2 separate regions of the Mus musculus genome follow, and region 2 is linked to region 1. The links are chromatin loops, found by intact Hi-C in ENCODE. Cell type or tissue: gastrocnemius. All regions are shown on one strand. Links, peaks and the distances in the headings refer to the core of each region. The heading gives the core; the rest is flanking DNA. Region 1 holds the start of Calm1 (calmodulin 1). Region 2 overlaps Ttc7b (tetratricopeptide repeat domain 7B).

Region 1 (12,804 bases), core at 2,131-10,130:
GGATGCACGCTGGTTACCAGTGTGCTTCCTCACCCCAGCCAGCTTAGTGCTTAGCTAAGGTTCCTAGGTGGCCCAGGCCCACCTGCCTAGGGATGGCACCACCCATAGCAGGCTGAAACCCTCCTGCATCAACCACAAATTAAGAAAATGCCTCACAGAGACGGCCACATATCAGTCTGATTTGGGCAGTTCTTCAGTTGAAGTTCTCTCTTCCCAGGTGACTCTAAGTTTGAATCAAGTGGAAGGATGAAATTAACTATGACATCACCCTTTGGCTCATGCTCACGGATAGGCATCGTTTTTCGTTCAGTTGTTTTAACTGAAAGCATAAAACTAAGATCTTATCCCGTTGGACATTTTACTCTCTCAAAGCATGCACTGGGTTCCTATGTCTCTATAACCAACAGCTGCTTGTGACTTAAGAGTTCAGTTGGTCAAAGCATAGAGATAATGAGGTCCAAGACGAGCCAGTTATTTCTCTGTGTCCTGGCTCCCTATCGCTGACTCCATTGTGTTGTGTTGTATATGGCTTTGGGGAAGGTATGGAAACATTTGGAACTTTAAGCTGGAAAACCTGTTAAGCCCTCAGTATTTAGTGGACTTTTCTCTAAGAACTTGGAAGACAAGATGACTGAAATAAATGTAGATGATGGAGGCCTGGCCTGGAAAGGTCCAGAGGGAACTGTGCCACTCAGAGATGTTACCAGGGTCGTTCATGCGATATATTTGAATTAAGACCCTTTGGAAGGGCTAGAGAGATGGCTCAGCAGTACTTGCTCTCGTAGAGGAACCTGGGTTCGATTCTGGGAACCCGCATGGTGGCTCACACCCATCTATAACCTCAATTACAGGGAATCCAACAGACCTGGGACACACATATGCATATAAAGTACAATAAATAAATCTAAAACTTTAAAAAAGGGTCTGTGGAAGTGAAGTCTTTGCTTCACTTGGACAATGAGTACTGCTCATGTAGGACAGAAAAATCAGCTGTGATTATAGAAGACACCCGGCTTGCTGAGGTAAAAGCCTTCTGGAAGTAATTCCTTCGTGTCAGCACACAGAAGCTGTGGTCCAGAGGGGCCAAGGCTGCGCCACAAGCTGGCAGCTGAGCTTGGCAATGCTTACGAGCCTCCCACGTGGTACTGGTTTGAGCAGCGTGAAAGCTGGATTGTTACTGAGAGGACCTGAGGCTTGGCACAGGGTGGTCGAGATTCCTGGCCCAGGGCTGCATTCTTCTTCCTTCTCTTCTATCTAGCATGATTTAATTTAAATAATTTCACATAGAACTACTTTCTTTAAATATCACAGAATGTTCCATAGGCTTTTGGGTTCTTAGTATATTATGGCATTTTTATGTGGCTTTTAAAAATCGCTGACCTCTTCATAAATTAAGACATTAATTCACTGGGACACGAACATTCAGTGGACCTATGTTGTCAGACAGAAAACCTGACGTATGAAGTAGTCAAGTCTCTAACATTGTATCTTTAAATTTTCAGATACTGATTTCACTAATATACAATCTAATATTAGAGCCCTGAGCAAAGGCTCACGCTCTAGTTTATGCCCAATCACCGCCTCACAGGAAGATCCTGGGCAAGTCACTTGACCTTCTTATATTTCAGTGTGTGAAACTAGCCATAAAACTGTGCAAAGCATGACCTCATTACAAACCCACTACACTTGAAAGCTAAGACGCGCTTTGATATGTTAAAGAATTCCAAAAGAGCACTCATTTGTAAAATATAAACAAACAGAAAATTGTTCTATGATGATTAAGATAATCCTAAGGTGAATAGCACTTAGCAAGTAAAGTCATGAAAAGGTTTCAGAGCACTTTATTCAGTGAATTTGTTAAATGACACAGGAAAGTATTGGACAGGTTTTGCAAAACCATAGATTGTAGCTATGTAACCAAAATAACTATAAGGGATGGAAGACTACCAGAAACAAAAGGACCCCAGTAATTAAACATATTTTCATTTTTAGGACATCATTTCTCCCTTGTCACTGCATACCAAATGTTAAAATGCACTTAGCTAACTTCCTTAGGAAGTCTGACAAAAAAAAAAAATCCAAATTCCTTTAGTAATCATTAGTTATAATAATGAGCTTGGCTATGTAGACCTGTAATTCATTGGATTATTGACTATGCTTTAAACTGAATTTTTATTAGTCTCTTTTCTGTGAACATAGGGATATTATGTGTCTGACTGTGAATGGTTTTTAAACCATTTGCAAGAGGGCCAGCAGTACCCTTGGGGGGGGGGGGCTGCCTGCTACAGCTTCTCCTTAAACAGCAGGTTAACCCTTTCTGTAGCATTCTAGGAAGAACAAATTGAAGCGCAGTCCCACAGCTGCTGACATACTGTCTGAGGTGATCCTAAGAAGTCCTCTGGCGTTTGCAATGTTCAGGGACATTTTTGAATCTTTTAAAACACCTATCTGCAAACTTTGACAAAGCCAGAAAAGAAAGGTAACTAGTCTTTCCAGAGAGGAGCATGCTAATCACACATTTTGCCACAATTTCTGAAAGAAGAAACAACCTGCAGCTTGTCCTGGCCTTGCAAACAAAAGATCAAATTCTGCGCTTTGTCTTGGCAAGAAACGAAACTGCAGCATTTTGTTAAGATTTTCTTCTTCTTCTTTTAAGTTCCAGGCTCCAAACTAAGACCTGAAACAGTTTTTGGTCGTCCCTGTCCCCACCCCCACCCTAGTTTACAGAAGAACAAAGAATAGTAAATTTAAAGGTTAAAACATTATTTAAGGACTATAATTAAGATTGTAATTAAGATAGTGGAGCACCCTACTAGAATCAATTGGCTGCACAAGTTCCAGCTGTAATCAGAGTGATCCTGTGTATCTTTCCCCTTCTTTGTATATATCAATTTATGAATTTCCAGGACCAGGACAATTAGGAAAAACTCAAAAGCGTGGGCTCTGAGGGCGACATAAGCCGCTCACTACGTTAATTTTGGAAGCAGGCCTAATAGAATTTGCCACAGGAAATAAGGAACAAACCTAGCAAGGGACAACTCTTCAAGCATCTTTAAAATTTTAGTAGGTATGTAAAAACACGAAAACTAGACTGGTTGAGCGTGTCAACACCACACAGACCTAGCAACTGAGCTTCTAACTGTGCCTCGGACAGTTCTCCAAAATGAGAAAAGTAACATTATCTGACCAATTTCTTCCCCAAGGCCAACCACCGTGTCCTCAACACAGTCCTCTCGCCTCTACAGCTAAGGTTGGATTCCGCCTCCCCGCGGCTGTCCTCAGCCCCTAGATCTCCTCCAGGTCCTCCCCTGTGGGGGACCCAGGATTGGTGGCTCTGCAACCTCGAAGCCACCAGGAGTGGTGGGAGGGGGGACACACAGGTGAAGTGGGGCTGAGTGACGGACACGCGCCTGGAAGCCCGGGACGGCCCCCCAGATTTCGCTACGCAGGCATTCCAGCTCTAGAGGACTCTTGCAGCAACAGACCAGCACCCTCGCTCAGGTCTCCGACTCCCCAGTGACCCCTGCCCGCGTAATGGGCCCGCCGCGCCGGGCGCGCCTGGGGGGCGGAGCCTTGCGGTGAGGTCCGGCTGCCGCAGCGCCGCCCTGCGCGAGGCGGTACTGCCGCGGCGGAGGGATACCGCGCACCGTATATATATCGCGGCACACAGGCTCGCGCTACGGCAGTGGTGCTGGGAGTCTCGTGTCCGTGGTGCCGTTACTCGAAGTCGGGCGGCGGCTGAGGCTCAGCGCACAACGCAGGTAGCGCGTTAGCAGCAGCAGAAGCGGAGGCACCTCGGCGGTCACAGCCCCTGCGCTGGTGCAGCCACCCTCGCCTGCTCCGTTCTTCCTTCCTTCGCTCGCACCATGGTAGGTTGGGATCGGCAGTGGCAGACGTAGCAGCTGCCCGAGCTTTCTGAACAGATTTGTAGTTGAGTCTTGGGGTCTCCCCCTTTTCCTGGTTGAGGTTACCCCCTACCCCATTTTGCCAGGTGTTACGCAGCAGCTGCAGTGAAAGGGGATGTATTTTCGGGTTTGCATCTCCGCTCTGGCTGCCAGAGAACCTCCTCTGAGTTTTGGGCGCCTCTGGGGCTGGACTCTACAGTGGGCTGTGCGCGGGCTGGAGCCGCTGCCACAGCTGCACCGGGGCCTTCCGCATCCACCCCCTCCGCCAGCCCCGCACCCACTGCATCCAACGCGCCGCACCCGGGCTGCCTGCAGCGCAGCGCCTCGGCCGGGGCCAGCGGGGCGGGGGAGCCGGGCGGGGCAGGCCGCGACGTCCCGGTAGTCAGTCCCCGACCGCGGAGAATGAATGGGTCGCGGCGAGCCGGGAGACGTACAGGGCTTGGACCGCGGCCTCGGGGTGTCCTCAGCCACCTTCAGACCCCCTGACCAGCCCAGTCGGGAGTCCCCCCTCGCTTGCGGTCCCCTCCTTCCTCCCGGGGGGCGCGGCGCGGGCGTGAGCTGGGAAGGAAGGAGCCGGGGAAGGGTGGGGTTGGGGGCAGGAAGGCGAAGGCTGGGGGGCGGAGAGGGCGGAAGCGGCCGCCCTGCGCCCGGGCGGGGCCCCGCAGGGTGGCCGCGCGCGTGGCTGGGCCGTGCGACCTCGGTCCCCCTCCCGGTGCCGCGCGAGACGGGCGCGATCGCTCGTGTCCGCGGGGAGGCCCCTTCCCGCGGGAGGTGCTCGGCTCGCGCTAATTGGGGCGGCAGGGCGGGGGAGGAGAGAGTTGGCGCGCTCCTCGGTTTCCATTAGAGACGCAAAGTTTCTGCTGGGGAGGAGGCGGCGGCAGGCTCAGTGCCTGGGGGAGCAGGAGCGGTGGGAGGTGCTGGAGATAGGCAGCACCACGGTCCTGGGGCCCCTTTGGGTCTTCACCCTAGTGCGGCCCCTCGCCCGGCATGCCCCTTGTCTCTCGCTGCTCCCTGGGCGGCAGGGAGATGCCCATCTGTACGTTTCCGCTTTCTCTGCCGCCTCTGGATTGCCAGATGCGAATATGTGGTTGGCCGTGTGCGTGTGCCGTAGCCCCCTTCTCCCTCGCCAGGCAGAGCTGACATCACCAGCAGCACCTTCAGCCCTGGCAAGGTGGCTAGGTCGTTCTCGGCAGGTTCTGGAACGCCTTTGACCCAAAGCCAGAATGACTTGGGGTTGAGGTGGGGGAGTCGTTGTCCCGAAGGTAGATGCACTTGACAGGCCTCTAGTCAGAGAATTTTCCCGAGGAGGTGGAACTCCTCTCCTTGGTGAGCTGGTTTCTCCTACGAGGTGTGACAGTGCTTCCTGTCGTGCAAGACTGACATGGCGAGCATTACATAAATCGTGTCTCCATTTGCCTTAAAAGTAGCTTCCAGTAATGGATAGAAGGGAAGACCCACTTAGAATTTAAAAAGTAGAAGTTCGTTCTCTCCCAAATCGATAATTAACTGAGTTGCCACGGAAAAGAAATGAGCTCCAGTGCCATCGGATTTCTCTTGGGGTTTATTTTGTAACTGGCTTTATTAAAGCATATATTCTCCTGGCTAGAGGCACAGGTTCAGAGGTGCAAAAACTAAATATTAATGCAAATGAAAACCACCTTTGTGGCCATTTAGTACCTAGAACATGGAAATACCGAGTATTGGCATTAAAGCAGAGTCCCTGTCAATCTTAAGGTGGGCAGGATTAATACCAGGAAATGATAATAGTTACTCCTGTACACGAGGAAAGGGGTAACGTATCGCCTCATAATTGTGGTGGTTTCTGTGTGCTTCATTTTTGCAGTTTTGTAACAGTCCTAGGATTCAGTCTTTCTCTAGCTTTAGAATCATAGGATAATTTGACTGAAAGGTATTAGCCATTGTAAATGGTAGGCTTTTAGCAAATAACTGCCTAATTTAAATGATTGGAAAGCATTTATTATACTGAAATGAAACCTGGATTGGTAACCCATTACTGTATATTTTTCTACTTAATTGTTTCTCATAAAATGGGTATAAAAGCCTGTTAATCCAACCCAATACCATTATGTAACGCCAGTGTGGAGATTTTGGAGGGCCCAAAGCTATGCGCAAGGTGCACTAAAAAGCCTGCCCCTGGACAGGATCCTGGTCCTGGCTGCCTTCTTGTCCGCGGCATTGGGCTGGGTCTCTTGGATGAAATCAGCAACCGCAGTGTTTATGGCGCAGTAGGTGGCGCTCTTCCTTCTCTGCCTGCTGCTGCAGCTGCTGCTGAGGGTACTTTAACCACTAGAGGCGCCATTTCCCACATGCGACTGACTGGTTTCTTTGCAGTGCTTAGCGCAAGCCGCAGGCCAAGCAAGCCAAGCAAGCCGCAGGCCAAAGAAATGAAGCCAGCAGAGGCTGTCACTTCGTTGTCACCCTTTATTGTTAAGCTAGCTTGAACAGTTTTCCTTTATTGAAGTAACTGCGACTAAATGCCAGTACTAATGAATTCAGCACACTTTTAAAATACTGATTAGGAAGAAAAGCCCCACAATTTTAAAGTATAATTAGGAAAGCTAGGTTATTATCAACCAAACTTGTCTAGATTAAATTATGATCTTTTCTTTCTCTGTGTAGGCTGATCAGCTGACTGAAGAGCAGATTGCTGGTAAGTTGAAGACTCTGGAGAGTCCCCAGGAAACTGGGACTAGGCTCTGCTTTGGCCTTGTGTCTCCTCTCTTGTCCCTCCCATCTACAATCTGTGTGGTTTTCTAAGAATTCTTAAGCAGCAACAGTGAGGTCAGGTATTTTAGGGATGACATGGAATGGACTCTGCTATGCCTGTCACACTCGGGTGTGCATAGCTGTGCTGTAGAATGAGATCCACCGAAGCCGCTACTCTGAAATAGACTTCATAGTTCTTAGGCCATAAATCTTTTAGTAATCGACCAGGAAAACTCCTAAAACACATGGAAAAGGTAAACATTAGAGTTGTAATAATTGGAAAGTGAGACATCAAATTGGGTTTTGTTTTGAGATGGATGTCTCATACTGTAGTGCCGGTTATTCTGGAACTTGCTATGTAGACCAGGCTAGATTTGAACTTAGAAGATCTGTAGTTTGCCTCCAGAGTGCCACCATGCCCAGCAACTCACCTTAATGTATTGCTCACTGGGCAAGGACATTCGCTGCTCTTTGCAGAGGACTCAGGTTAGGGTCCCAAGACCCATATGGAAATTTGCAGTGGCTTATAACTAGTTCCAAGGGGTCCAATGCTGCCCTACCCTCTGCAGACAGCAGGAGCGAATGTGGTATACATAAAGACACATATACAGGGGATGCAGGCAAGTACTATACATAAATTAATAAAAAAGTTTCTGTTTAGGACTTCTGAAAAAATGTCCTGAGTGTGACAGAGAAAGAGTGTGGTGACTGCCTGGGAATGCATGTTTCTAGTAACCATGTTGCTATGAAACAAGCTCACTGTGGCTATAAAAGTGCAGCATGAAAGGACTCTCTTGAAGGGACTTTATTGTACCTGGTAAATCGGCAGTCTCAGATTACACTTAGTGACCAATTTAAGTATGTTCAAGCTAGTTTTCTTAAAAAGTAGGATATTGTGACTTTATTGAGCCTGGTCACTAGTGTTTGTTTTCTGGGCTACTATGTGTTAGCCAGACCAACAGGTCTATTGTGATCATTATTTCAGTAGGTTGAGGCCAGATGGGTTCTGGCAACTCAGACAGCTTGTTGTGGCAAGCCCCAGTGAAGTGTGTGTCACAACAGTGTTGATTCTAAAGAGTCAACTTCTCTTTTCAGAATTCAAGGAAGCTTTCTCCCTATTCGATAAAGATGGTGACGGCACCATCACAACCAAGGAACTGGGGACCGTCATGCGGTCACTGGGTCAGAACCCAACAGAAGCCGAGCTGCAGGATATGATCAACGAAGTGGATGCTGATGGTAAGGGCTTTAGAACTGAGTGAGCACCAGGGATATTGTGTAGTTCAAGTTCAGACTCATTACAGAATGAATAAGGTCCCTAGAGCAAAGCTGTGTGCAGAGTCACTTTCTCTGGTTGCCTCAGCCTCCTGACATTAGAATAGAAGACTGTAGGCCTGCCTGTCAGGTCGCTCTGCTGGCTGCCGTAGTCTAGAGCATTTCCTGGATTGGTTCACTATTGTTCTTTTCTGCTTACTGAGAGCTACAGCCCAGTCTTTTATCAGCTGCCTGCTGAGGCTGCACCAAATCCTGTGTGGGAAGTAAAAACAACTTGCTGGAGAACCTGCTTCTTAAAGGAGCTGTTGTTTCTCAAAGGAGGAAGAGCCCGAGGGCACTGGGTGGAGGGAGCACCCCTCAACTTTAGTAGAGTCTGAAGACTATAAGGAATCTGTGGAATCTTAGAAGGGAAGCTGTGCAAGGCTCGGGCCAGCAAAGCCAGCAGCTTCCCCATGACATTGACTGTTCCTCCTCTAGATTACAAACTTACTGCTCCTATTTGTCAGTGAACTGGTTTGGAGGCACCCTCTCCCCTAATTGAAAAGTCACATATATGTAGGAATGATAAGTTTTAAAGGAGCTAAGAAGGTACAATATGAACCTAAGGTGTGCTTTCTAGACAGTTGCTGTGAGAGGAGCCATTTGGGAAAATATGGCGCCATTAAGTGTCGTGATGGACTTGGGTTTTGTGTGCACATTGAAAGACTTGTAAAGGTTCTGCTCCTCCTCGGTGCTGCTTCTGGTGACAGAGTTGATCCTCTGTACGCAGCATGGGCTGGGCCTTTCCTGTTGTATGTAAATCCTGGGAGGCCAGGCTCAGTAGGGAGCGTGCATTTGACTATCATATCATATGGAACAGTTGGAGAGGTTGAATAAAGCCTTGTTTTGATACCAAAAGCTATCTTCTCATGCTTATAGATAACACTTAGTTGTTTGTTTTTGTCTTACATGAATAGAGAATCTTTGATGGTGTGTTCACGTATATTGGTATGTCACTGTGGGGATTGAACCGAGGGCATGAAGCCATCCATACACAGTAGCCTTGGCAGTTACTTGTTTTAAATGTTCTGGTGAAAATGAATTGTAAATAACTACTGGTTTTTGTTTTTTTCCTAATTTTATTTTTGATTTGAAGCTAGTGTTAATGTGGGATTTGTCTTTGGGAGTATTTATCCCTTAGCTTAGAGGAGTCACTGAGAATATTGGCTTTTGAGTGGATTCCTCTGACAGTTTCTTGAACATGAATGATCCTAAACTGAAAATGGTTTCTGAGCTTTTTTTCCCCCTTCATTGGGGGTTTAGGAGCAAGGGTGAGTGAGTGCTTAGCGTATAAGAGCCCTGGGTTCAATCCTCAGTACCAAAAAAGGCCATGTTGGGTAGGGACATGGCTAGAAAGGACTAGGGCTGGAAGTGCACCTGGAGAGGACTAGGGAGACTGGCCAGGGGGTAGCGAGGTGTTTTCTTCTCTCATCTTTTTCCCCTAAAACATTTTGTACATCACTAGGGCATTATTAGTCAGGCCCGAGGCGTCTCCCTGGACAGGCAGTTGCACGCTTCCTTTTTCTTTGCCCTGCCTCATCTGTTTTCATAGTTGAGAGTTCAGGTGCAGCTTCCTGTGCACCTGTAGGTGCTCTGGGCACCGCCTAGCAGTGGAGTCACGTGATGTTGTTGCTCTGGGAGATGTTGGAGCATTTTGGCTAAAGAGGGTTAACCTAAGAAGAGCAGTAGTTTATCATTCTGGTTGGCACTTGAGTCCTAGCAGATGCGGGGACATCCCATACCGTGGCTCTAAGATTATGGCTACACAGGAGAGTCAGGTGGTCCTTACCCTGCGTGACTGTTTCTCTTCTCATTAAAGGCAATGGCACCATTGACTTCCCAGAGTTCTTGACTATGATGGCTAGAAAAATGAAAGACACAGATAGCGAAGAAGAGATCCGCGAGGCCTTCCGAGTGTTTGACAAGGTAATCTTGCACACTGGCCTTGGAGAGGTGCACATGGTGCCCTGTGCTGGCACGGCTGAAAGTTGCACCTGTTGGCTGGTTAGAGTTGGCCTGAGTGTCTGACTCCTGTAAGGGGCAGTATTGGCCTGGCTGAGGTGAGGTCCAGCAGAGAGAAACACTGAATTGACTGTCCCCATCTTTGTTCTGTTTGGTGTCTGTCTGCTTTTGAAAAACCGTCTGCGTTCTGTATTTGATAACTGGTGGGGTCTGGGGATGGGGGAGGGTTGGGGTACAGAGTTGGCATTACTCTGGGAGGAAGAAGAGTAAGTTCATTCAGAGAGATTGTCCTCTTAAAACCGCCATCCCCCAGTGCCTTGTAACGTCATTGCTTGTTCACAGGATGGGAATGGTTACATCAGTGCGGCAGAACTGCGCCACGTCATGACAAACTTAGGAGAAAAGCTAACAGATGAAGAAGTAGATGAAATGATCAGAGAAGCAGATATTGATGGCGACGGACAAGTCAACTATGAAGGTAAAGGCTAAGTGTAGTCTTCAGCCTGGTTTTCAGTAGCCCTGAGGTCTGTTACATCAGGTCAGCGCCTGCTGTGGATGGTCACCAGTTGTGCTGTACACAGTAGATGTGTTGGCCACAGCTGCTTTTGAAGATACTGAAATGTTATGATTATTTGTCTTTTCAGAATTCGTACAGATGATGACTGCAAAATGAAGACCTACTTTCAACTACTTTTCCCCCTCTAGAAGAATCAAATTGAAATCTTTTACTTACCTCTTACAAAAAAAAGAAAAAAAAAGAAAAAGTTCATTTCTTCATTCTGTTTGTATCTAGCGAAGCTGAATGTCAGAAGCCCCTCTGTCCACACACAAAGTCTGCATGTATTGGTCGGTGGTCCTGCCCCTAAAGTCAAGCCCCTACATCAGTTTTACAGTATAAATACTCGTACTACCTTATAAGGAAGCACTTAGTGGACTCCTTAAAGTTCCATTTGCTAATGATTAATACACTGTTTGGGCTGGCCAGTTTCTCATGCATGCAGCTTGATGATTGAGCACAGTCAGGCATTTGTATTAAAACTGAAAAATGGAAAAAACAAATTCAAAATCTCAGATGGCTTCTAGTTCAATCTGTTCAGATAAATTGTCAGCAGCCAGTTTACTGCAAGCAAACATTTAAAATTGGTTTACCTCAGGATGATTGATGTGCAGAGAATGGGGGAAGGCTAAACTCTGAGACACAGCCCCAGAAGTAGGACAGTCCTCATCAAGTGCCCCAGTCCCATGGTGACAGTGACACCCTGGTGGCGAGCCCGAGTGTGATGGTTCATTGCTGTGCGCATTGCATTGGAGTGACTGAACAACAAGGCTGTCACCAAATCCCACACATTTTATTAAGAAATGTTTCCTAAGGGAGCATTTTTGGACTGTGTTTTAAAACCTAGTGAACCATGACTCGGAGCCAGCAGAGTAGGCTGTGTCTGTGGACTTGAGCACACCATCAACATTGCTGTTCAGGAAATGATAATTTACGTCCATTCCAAGTTGTAAATGCTAGTCTTTTATTTTTTTTTTTCCAATAAAAAGACCATTAACTTAAAAGTGGTGTTAAATGCTTTGTAAAGCTGAGATTGGAAGGGGGACAAGGCCAAGGCCGCTGGAGGGGAGGTCAGCATACACAGAGACACGCAACATCCAGTGCAAGCTGGATTTCCCACCAGGTTCTCTAGCCACAACTCCTGAAACCAGACAGACTCGGAGTTCTTTGCCGTCTATGACCACGTAAGTCTTGTTATTTTCTGTGTTGTGTGCACATGCGCAGATCACAGTCAGGTGATGTTCAGACTAGAGCCCTGGTGAGAGAAGGCGTCTCCAGCGTACAGTTAGGATGTCTTGGCTGTGCTGCTGCTGACCTGTTGTAACTACATGAGGCCATCTGTGCGGGAGACATGATTTAGTGTGTCTGTATTCCTATACTCACTGTGTATGGCAAAAGCAGGCCAGACAAAGACACTACCTTTGATTCAGTTTGTAATTTATGGTTATACTTATCTTTAGCCGCTATACTTCTTTATTATTATTATTTAACTGCCTTTTCTCCCCGTTAAGTACAGTTAGTGCATAACACTGTAGCTTGAGAGCAAAGAAACGAAACAATATCCCAGAATGAATTTCCTGTCTAATTACAAACCTGTAACCAAAACGTAGACCTGCTGGTACTGGTCCCTTCCAAGGCACTGGTCTACTTAAAAAGCCCCCCTTAGAAGTGTGTTGCATTTAAAAAACAAGGGCCTTATACATTTTTCAGGGTGTTAACTGGTTGTATCTGACTAGCAAGGAGCTTTGGCTTCCAAGTTCGGGGGTGTCGGAGCTGCAGGCTTCTAGCAAGGCAATGAGAAGCCCTTGGCAACCACGTGGGTGCACTCGGGGCTAACCTCTAGATCCCTGGTTGCTCCCTCTCCTGCTCCCTGTCTTTCTGGCGTTTTGTAGCTCCTTAGATTTTTTTTTTTTTTTTTTCTGCCAGAGGGATGGGTCCGAGCAGTAGAGAGGAAGACATTGCCTGAGCACCTCTGCTCATCCTTGGACTGGGTGGTTGGCACAGGCTGATGACTTTGACTTTGGTATCTGAATCGTTAGGTATTCCCTCCTGGTAGAGAGGACTGGGGGAGGGGGGGTTCCAGGTGTGAAGAAGTGAATGGCAGTGGATATGTCTTGTAAGAGGATTAAATCACCCAGTTGATGACCCGGTCTCAGGCTTGTCTGTAACCTCTTGGTGATTTCAAAGGGGTTTGGAGGTGACTTTTTAAAAAATTGCCTCCTATCTTTTACCAAGTCTGTAGAAGCTGGGTAGATGATGCTTTAACAGCCCATAGCCTGTCCTAAAAGCTTACCTCCAAAACAGGATTCTTGTGTAACTAGGAATCCTGCATGAGAACCA
Region 2 (8,000 bases), core at 1-8,000, 130 kb after region 1:
CAGCCATGATAGCCTAGAACTTGAGTTTCACCTCTGCCTAGCTGGTCCTTTAGTCAACACAAAGGGCACATGCTATGCTAAGCATGCTCCTGGAGCTCAATCCTCTTGATGTGAGTGCTGGGGCAGGAAGGGAACACAGCTCGACACAGCAGGGACTCAAGGTTAACAAACAGCATCAGGGATGGCTACAGAGGGATGTTACAAAGCACCCTGTCGTCTTTAGGGACAAAACCCAGCAACTGCATGGGCAACAGCAGGGGACGGCCATGCTTGCTTCCTAAGGTAGTGTCTGCAGATGGCTGGACAACCCAGAAACTTCCTAATTACTACATCCTTCCCTTCAAGAGATGGGCAACACCATGGATGGAGAATCAATCCTATGACTTGACTTAACCCCGGAGAAAACGTACACGCCTTCTTTGTATACAGCAGTTGCCTGTTCTTCAGGCTAACATTGGAGTAAAGGGCGATGCTTGGGCTTCCAGTATACTCCTGTCTGTTTTCTAAAGTCTGTTCTCTTGAAAGGCCATTGGGCACATGTTCCAGGCAAAGGCACAGGTATGGTGCATGAATCAAAACTGGAATGGAATCCTTAACCAAGAGCTTGCTCCCCACTTCTTCCCAACATTTGCTCTTAGCAGCACGGTTCAGAACTGAGAGAAAGGTTCGCTATTATTTCAATTTAGAACTACTCATAGACACATTTACCTACATTTTTTTTTTGTTTGTTTGTTTGGTTTGGTTTGGTTTTTTTTGTTTTGGTTTTTCCAGACAAGGTTTCTCTGTGTAACCCTGGCCATCCTGGAACTCACTCTGTAGACCAGGCTGGCTTTGAACTCATAGAGATCTGTCTGCCTTTACCTCTTGAATGCCGGGACAAAAGGCACATGCCACCATGCCTGGCTTACCTACAACATTTTTATCTTATCATTCATCAGGAAGTTCATCATGGAGACAAACATTGCAATGTAGTTACTGGTAACAACTGTCAACTTATGAAATTTACAACAATAACAACATGTAAAGATAAATGTATAAATGTTCATTTTGCAAATAAATTATATAATGCTAAAACAAAATTGTAAGCATAAGAAGTCTCAGTTGGTCTTTGAATGTACCATTATTATTATTATTATTATTATTATTATTATTATTATTATTACTATTAATATGCATGGCAAACTGCACATGGTATTTTATGCCTTTAATCCCGGCATTCAGGAAGCTGGGGCAAGACTGTGAGTTCAAGTCTAGCCTGGGCTACACAGTAAGACTGTCTCAAAAAACCAAAACTAAAACCAAGAGTGGTTGTTAGAATAACAACTGACCACTCGTATTGTGCAAATGTTTCAAAAAGGTGGGAAGATGGATTCTTTGATTGGCTTGATAGATAGAACCCAAAATCTATAGAAGGAAAGTCAGTCTATCTTCCATGGATAAATCACAAACAGACAGGCCTTGGAGGACCCTAGAGAAGCAGCAGCCCCAGGAGGGGCCTTGGGATTCTCCAGAGAAAACTGCTGCCCAAGAATAAGAAAGCGATGGCAACATGGTGACTCTGCATAGGAGAAACCTATGAAGCCTTGCTGTGAGTCTACCCTGCTTTAGACAAAGTATGTCTAGAGTTATTATTTTTTAAAAATAGCAAAATGGTTCAGCCATCACGAGTATTTTTGCTTGCATTTTACTGTAACCTTCTGTGTGTGTGTGTGTGTATGTGTGTGTGTGTGTGTATGTATGTGTGTACACGGTTATGTGTGTGCTGGTGCATATGCACATGTGTGAGTGAGCAGAGCCAGGGGTAACCTTGGCCGTTACTCCTACAGCTGTCCACCTTGGTTTTTGAGCCAGACCTCACTGGCTTTGAGGTCTCTGGAAGAGGTTTCCAGACTTTTTGGTCTCAGATCTGTTTTGGATATTAGAAAATCATGAAGACTCCAAAGAGATATATTGGGCCTTGTCTAATGGTATTGCCACATTAGGAACTAAAACATGTTTAATATGTTCATTTATTTGATTATTTAAGAATAAACAATGCACTACATTTATAGCAGTGCTATGCAAACTTTGTTCCACAACCTACCTACAGATTCCCTTGCTAAAGGGCCTGTGGTTTTGGAGGAGCTAATGTTGCTTTTGGGATTAGCTGTTTTGTTCAACAAAGGAACTACAAGATCCTTACTGAATTCCTGACTAAATTATTTTTCTTTGCAATATCTATACTATGTCAGAATGAATTCATGTTTAATATAATGATACGTTTCACTCTGACTAAGGCCTGGCACATGGAGATGATGGTGGTACGGATTGGGTTTAGAGACCACCTTACATTTGGATGCCACTTTATTCTGTTTATGTGACAGAACTGAGACTTGAGGGGTCATGTCACCACCCAAAGCCATACAGTCAGTTGGCGGTAAAACCAGGATGCAAACACTGTCTGGTTCTAACCCCAACCTCAACACCCAGCCATAAAGGCCACCTCCTGAAGGAAGGCTGCAGCGAGCCTCCTGCTGTCCCTTCAGAACACGAGGCCTTGGGTCCTTGCACGTGAGTGTCGTTATCACCATGCAGTCTACAGGCTGCAAAGTAGATGCACCCGCCTTCCATATTTGATTGCGTGGTTCTAAAAGACGACAAGGTATCTTCTGTTTAGGGTTTTTCAAAGTCATTTCAGTAATGTCAAGTCACTCAAGGCACTGGGCAGACGCTTGTAGAGTAAATAAAAGAGTCGTGAGCAGACATCTTTTTATGCTGTTCAGAGGTCATAGACTATGGCACTCAGAAGATACAGCCAGTGTTCTCTGGTCTCGTAATGGGGGAAGGCCCTGACCTTCGTGACTTCCAAGGATTTTTTCAGTGTATCTGTCACACTGCTGGAAATCTCAGGAACAGAATTAAACACTGATGTCATTTATTGACTTTCTCTCTCTAATACAATTAAACCACCAAAGAGAGAGGATGAGGAGGGTGGTCAGGAACCCTTCCCTGTTCTCGGTCAATTCCTTGTTACATGTATCACAAGGGCCTTGCTGCGATGAACCTGGGATAGATAGTAGAGGAGTCAGAGGGTTCTAATAGCAGGTAGCCATGGCCAGAGTTAGCATCCACTGTTCTTTGCAGTAACATAGCAAGTGAGTCTTCCTCTGGTTAGAGTTCGGAGGCATCACTAACAGCACAACAGAACAGCAGCTATTTTACTGTGGAATAGGACTGACAAGGTAAGCAGGAATATATACTGTGGTTGTGACTTACGTGGGCACAGTAGAAATGCTGCTTCTCCATCTGTCTTTAAGGAACTCCTTCCCCCCCCACCTCCCCCTCACCACAGCAAAAGCACATTTTGCATGACCCAGGGGAATAGTGGAGACAGAGTCTTGGAAAAGAAACCCGAAGGAAGACTAAAGGACATATTTCCAGCTTGAAATCCAAGACTCTGGAGGGATGTTTCCAAATTATCAGGCTCAACAGATGAGCCAGGCACCATGCCCAGGCTGCTCTGCATCTCTTATTTATCACACTAACTTGAGAAGTGCTTATCAGTGCTGTGACCCAGGGAGCACAGTGCCGTGTGCTGCAGCTGCCAGGCCCTGCCAAGGAGACAAGCATCCTTTCCCTTATGGCACGGCTGGGACAAGCCACCGCAGGATCAGCTTGGCTGGAGTGGGCGGAGGCAGGTGACTGTGCCCTAAAAGCTGGCCCAGGGTTTGTGAGCAAAGTGCTCAAATGGCAAAGGGCTAAGATGCCCTGAAACTGGGCAGCCTGCATTTCCTTGGCTCACAGATTTTGTTACCCACCCTCCTCCTCCTCCCCTCTGTGCTGCCTGGGACACCTGATAAAAAGGTGAAGGGATGTTGAAGAACTGTTCTTATCCCAGTCCAGTTTTGTCTAGGTTCTGCTGGGCTGCCTTGGGGTGGAGAATACCAGGAACAAGGGTGGGAAGACCTTTCTCTGTGGGTGGAGAACCAAGGCCTCAGATCCCAGGGACTGCAGATCTAGGCTCTGGGCCCTCCTGAGGTTTCCTTTCACATCCAGAGCTGCTCAGAAACCCTGCCATAAGTAGGACACTAGCAACAGTCGGCTCCAATTGCTTTTCAGCTGAAGCTTTGGCCAAGCTCATGTGTATGGAAAGAGAGGCCTGTGGTTGATTTCATACAGATTTCAACGTGACTATATATGAGTTCTACTTAGCCACCAGAGTTCATCATTCAAAGGGACCCTAAAGGCAACAGTTCTGTTAGGTGAAAGTAGGAGGCTTAGTTAGGTGTGGTCACCCTGCTCTTTCACAAATAGGGACCCTGAATGAAGGGCACACATTCTAGTCTGGCTCCCCTTTTAACTGGTGGGACTGGACAAGCAGCTGTGGTTGGAAGACCCCTGGGATTCCTTTCATGCCTCTGTCTTCTCAGCATGGAGCAAATGAGATCTTGTCTACCTGGTGAACTGGTGCTTATCCCAGAGCTGGGAGCAATGGACACTTGTCACGCTATGTGTGATAAACATCCTTTACTAAAAGGGAGACAGCAGTAGATACACAGGACAGACACTTGGCAGGAGCCCAGCCCTGGAGGACTGACTGGATTGCTTCATGTGATGAACATGAGAGAGTGATGGAGCATGAGGCTGCCACACCCCATTCCTCACCCACATCCTCTCCACCTCCGCTGCTGCAGCCCATACCTGCTGCCTTCCTCACCTCTTTTCTGAGAAGAACCCAAGGCACTCTGGCATCAGGCATGTAGCAATCCCTCGTTAATGGAGCTTGGAGCTCATTTCCCTGCCCCCTAACAATTCAGTGTTATCCCACATCAGACTTCATTCAGTGTCCACGCCTAGAAGCTGTGCCCCCAAACCAATGAGAGCAAGGAGAGAAAGCAGTAATTTCCCCTCCTAAAGATCCTGAGTTCTTAACAGCAATCTGAATGATTAAGGATCCTGCCAGTCAGCTTGCTTAAAACATTCTCATGTTAATAGGAAAAGACTGTCTCTTAAGCAAGGCTTAGAAATGCCATCTGTCCAACACTGCAGCCTGCTGGCAGCTGTGACCTTCTTGTTTCCATACCTGCTTCCTCCATCCCAGCATGTCCTGATGAGATCAGCAACGGCTCTCAGGTTTTGGAGGAAGAAGAGATGAGAGAGGCCACTCGTATTTCAGCCACCAAATTAGGTATGCTATCTATACTGTTTGCTTTATATTAAACGTTTTAGTTCTGACCCAATGTCCCCAAGGGATTAGACTTGATCTGCCTATCTTTCCTACAAGGCCATCCTGTTGCTGAGGCAGTGGCTCTCTACTGTTATCATACACCTTCCTTATCTGTGAGCATCACTGTCTTTCTCCTCCCTCTGTGCATGTCCATCACTGTGATAGTAAAGCCAGGGCCACAGCAGCTTAGCAGACAACTGCTGCCTTGTACTAATCCCCACAGCCCATACTGCCTCCCACTGGACTCTCTAATAAACGCTGGCCACCACTCTCAGTAGAACTTCCATTTTACCCTGAGGGAAGAATATTTTAAGATGCCCACTGCCACAGCTCCAACATGAATCCGTTCCCCAGCCACTTTAACAGAGTTTCAATAAGTTAACAACAGACAAAATGTCTTCTCCCGAGAAGGAGAAGATCTTTCCAGGGGAAAGCTTTGGGACAGGAGTCCACGAAGCAAGGAGAGGCTATGTTGTCTCCAGGAGGCATGCGAGGCTGAAGCAGTACTGCCAAGGCTGGTAGGCCAAGTGGTCACACACAAGCATGAAGGGAAGCCATTCATGAGCATGCGAGGAGAAGCCAGCTGTCAGGGTGATCCACACTGGTGGTCCTGGGTTGGAGGCAGTACCTTCTGGAGGACTACAGTGGACAGAAGTTTCCTCAGCAGCTCACCTACCATACTGCATGTTCACTTTGGAGCTACTCAGAGCCCTCTGCCTGGAGAGGCTGCTCTAAGCCTGGCATGGTTACCCATGACTGTAGTACCATGCAGTACATGGTACAGGGTAGCTTGGTGCTTCCCTGTTGTGGACACCCACATCTATACTGACTTGCCAACTGCTTATAATTCCATTCATTCTCATTTAAAGAAAGGTGCCCCAGAAGTAATTAAGAAAAATTATATTAAATTAATATTGACTAAATGTAAATAGCAAAGAAAGGTTATATTTGAAAAAGATTGTCTCAATCAGGACTTTTTTTTTCCCACTGTAAATTCAAAAATAGGGGAATGTAAATAAAATAATAAAAATTGAAAAAAAATATTCAAAACTAGTGTTGAGGAACAGAGGGTAAAATATGCAGTTTGAGCATTTCCTTTCGGACTGTGTTACTCATTAAGGTGTGGGGATGTAAAGCCATCACTCGCCATGACGAAGTGGAACCACACTTCTCCGTGATGCTCTTCTCCGTCTGGTCGACTGCTGTCTCATTACTCTGCGTGTTCTCCTCCCAGGGAATTTACTCCTAAACAGGGAGGCAGCCTTCACCGCCACTGGAAGGTGGGAGCCAAGAGCCCCAGGCGTCCTTGTTGGCTTTATTGCACACTTGGAGAGGGAAATGAAACTTCCTACATCGTTTTCTCCCCAGTAAGAGCTGCTAGAGCAGCTGAGAACAGGGCCTCTGGGCTTTGGGTCTAGAGGCAGTGTGGAGGGACCCTGTAGTCTGGAGCCATCCAGAAGAGATAGAAAGTCTGAAGAGACTTTCTGTGTGGTGAGGCCCTTCCTTGAGAGTCTCTGCTTCCAGGGCTACATCTCAGGACGGCATGTGGCTGGGCCTTAAACCCAGGTCAAAGCCCCGTCAAACGACACAGGAGCATGCAGCTATAGTTTTTCATCCATACTTTTACAGATGAGGGACCGTCGACAGAACTGGCCCTTCTCAGAGACTTGGACCTGTTTTATGAAAAATATTTAAATCTTTTGTATAAATGTTACAAGCTTCAAACGAAGCAATAGATAGTTAAAGGCTTTAATATAGTCTACTTGTTGGAAAAAATTTTTTTTTCATTTTCTTAGAGGAACTTGGTGTTAAATGGGCCTGGTGGAAAAAAATTTTTGTGATGTTTTAACGTAATCAAAATGCACCTCTTTCCTATCATGGCTTACTGTCTGTCTGTCTGTCTGTTTCTGTTTCTCTCCGTCTCTCTCTCTGTCTCTTGTGTGTGTGTGTGTATGTGTGTGTGTGTGTGTGTGTGTGTGTGTGTGTGTGTGTGAATATATGCCACATGTTACATGACTGCTGAGGTCACAGGAGGGCATCAAAGCGTCTGAAGCTGGTGTTCCAGGCCAGAAGAGCAGGAAGCCCTGTGAAGTACGGGAGCCATCTCTCCACTCCTACCACTCCCTTGTGTTGGAGGGAGCCGTCTGCTCTCTGTGCTCCCTAAGGAAGCTGCTCTCCCTGCCTCTTCCTCTGTAGTCCCCAGAGCAGCACTGCCTCGGCTGTTTGCACCCTGGAGTCTCAGGCCACGGTGCCCAGGTGGCGGAGTGGACAGGCGGGTGACAGCGAGGGGGGATCACATCATCCCAACATTCCCAACACTCCAAACCACAGCACACATTCAACAGTGGAGGAGGCGTGACTCCAGAGACCTCGGAGGGCGAATAGATCGAATAGATCTGAAGGCTACTTACTAACTGAAAAGAGGGAGGGAAAACCATGAAAGTGTGCTTCTGGAGAGTTGCCTTGGGACAACAGATCAAACCAAAAATTAAAACCAAACAACAAAACAGTTGAAAACTCAAAATTAAAGCTACAATAGCAAAGAGGGTTCTAGTAACCTCCCAACTGCAACCTGGCTGGCTGGAATCAGTTTATTTTCCACTGACTTAAAGCGACTTTTGCTTTAAGTAAGGAAAGGCTAAGCTGACCCGTTGATGCCATGTGGGAGTCCCAAAGCAGGGAATTCCAAAAAGAAGAGACAGACAATGAAACCAGCAGGCTTTGGGTCTCCCCACACAGGCCTGCAACCCTGAGTCTATAAGAGTGCAGGGCTGGGCCAGTTTTCATTGTTAGG

The links. Peaks named below come from ENCODE experiments on the same cell type or tissue, not always from the same donor. Only the 100,000 strongest peaks of a DNase experiment are listed, where the experiment ranks them.
Region 2: a loop joins it to region 1, with 4 times the contacts of the local background. A loop is called at or near these places in 21 of 42 quality-filtered maps.

Annotation. Positions count from the first base shown.
Region 1 is chr12:100,195,848-100,208,651 of GRCm38, forward strand. It overlaps Calm1 (calmodulin 1), which reads left to right and starts at 3,588. Exons shown (of 6, transcript NM_009790.5): 1 at 3,588-3,869; 2 at 6,546-6,576; 3 at 7,728-7,871; 4 at 9,766-9,872; 5 at 10,251-10,386; 6 at 10,553-12,804. The coding sequence starts at 3,867. The coding sequence ends at 10,581. In gastrocnemius, for the core only: a CTCF peak has its summit at 3,415; DNase peaks (open chromatin) are centred at 3,634, 4,237, 4,466, 4,678 and 3 more places; H3K4me3 peaks cover 6,938 bases; H3K27ac peaks cover 6,869 bases.
Region 2 is chr12:100,332,880-100,340,879 of GRCm38, forward strand. The region is part of intron 17 of Ttc7b (tetratricopeptide repeat domain 7B); the gene reads right to left. Among named protein-coding and RNA genes, the nearest start is that of Gm51958, 13 kb to the right of the region's middle. In gastrocnemius, for the core only: CTCF peaks have their summits at 5,003 and 5,472; DNase peaks (open chromatin) are centred at 3,611, 4,566, 5,041 and 5,425; H3K27ac peaks cover 1,622 bases.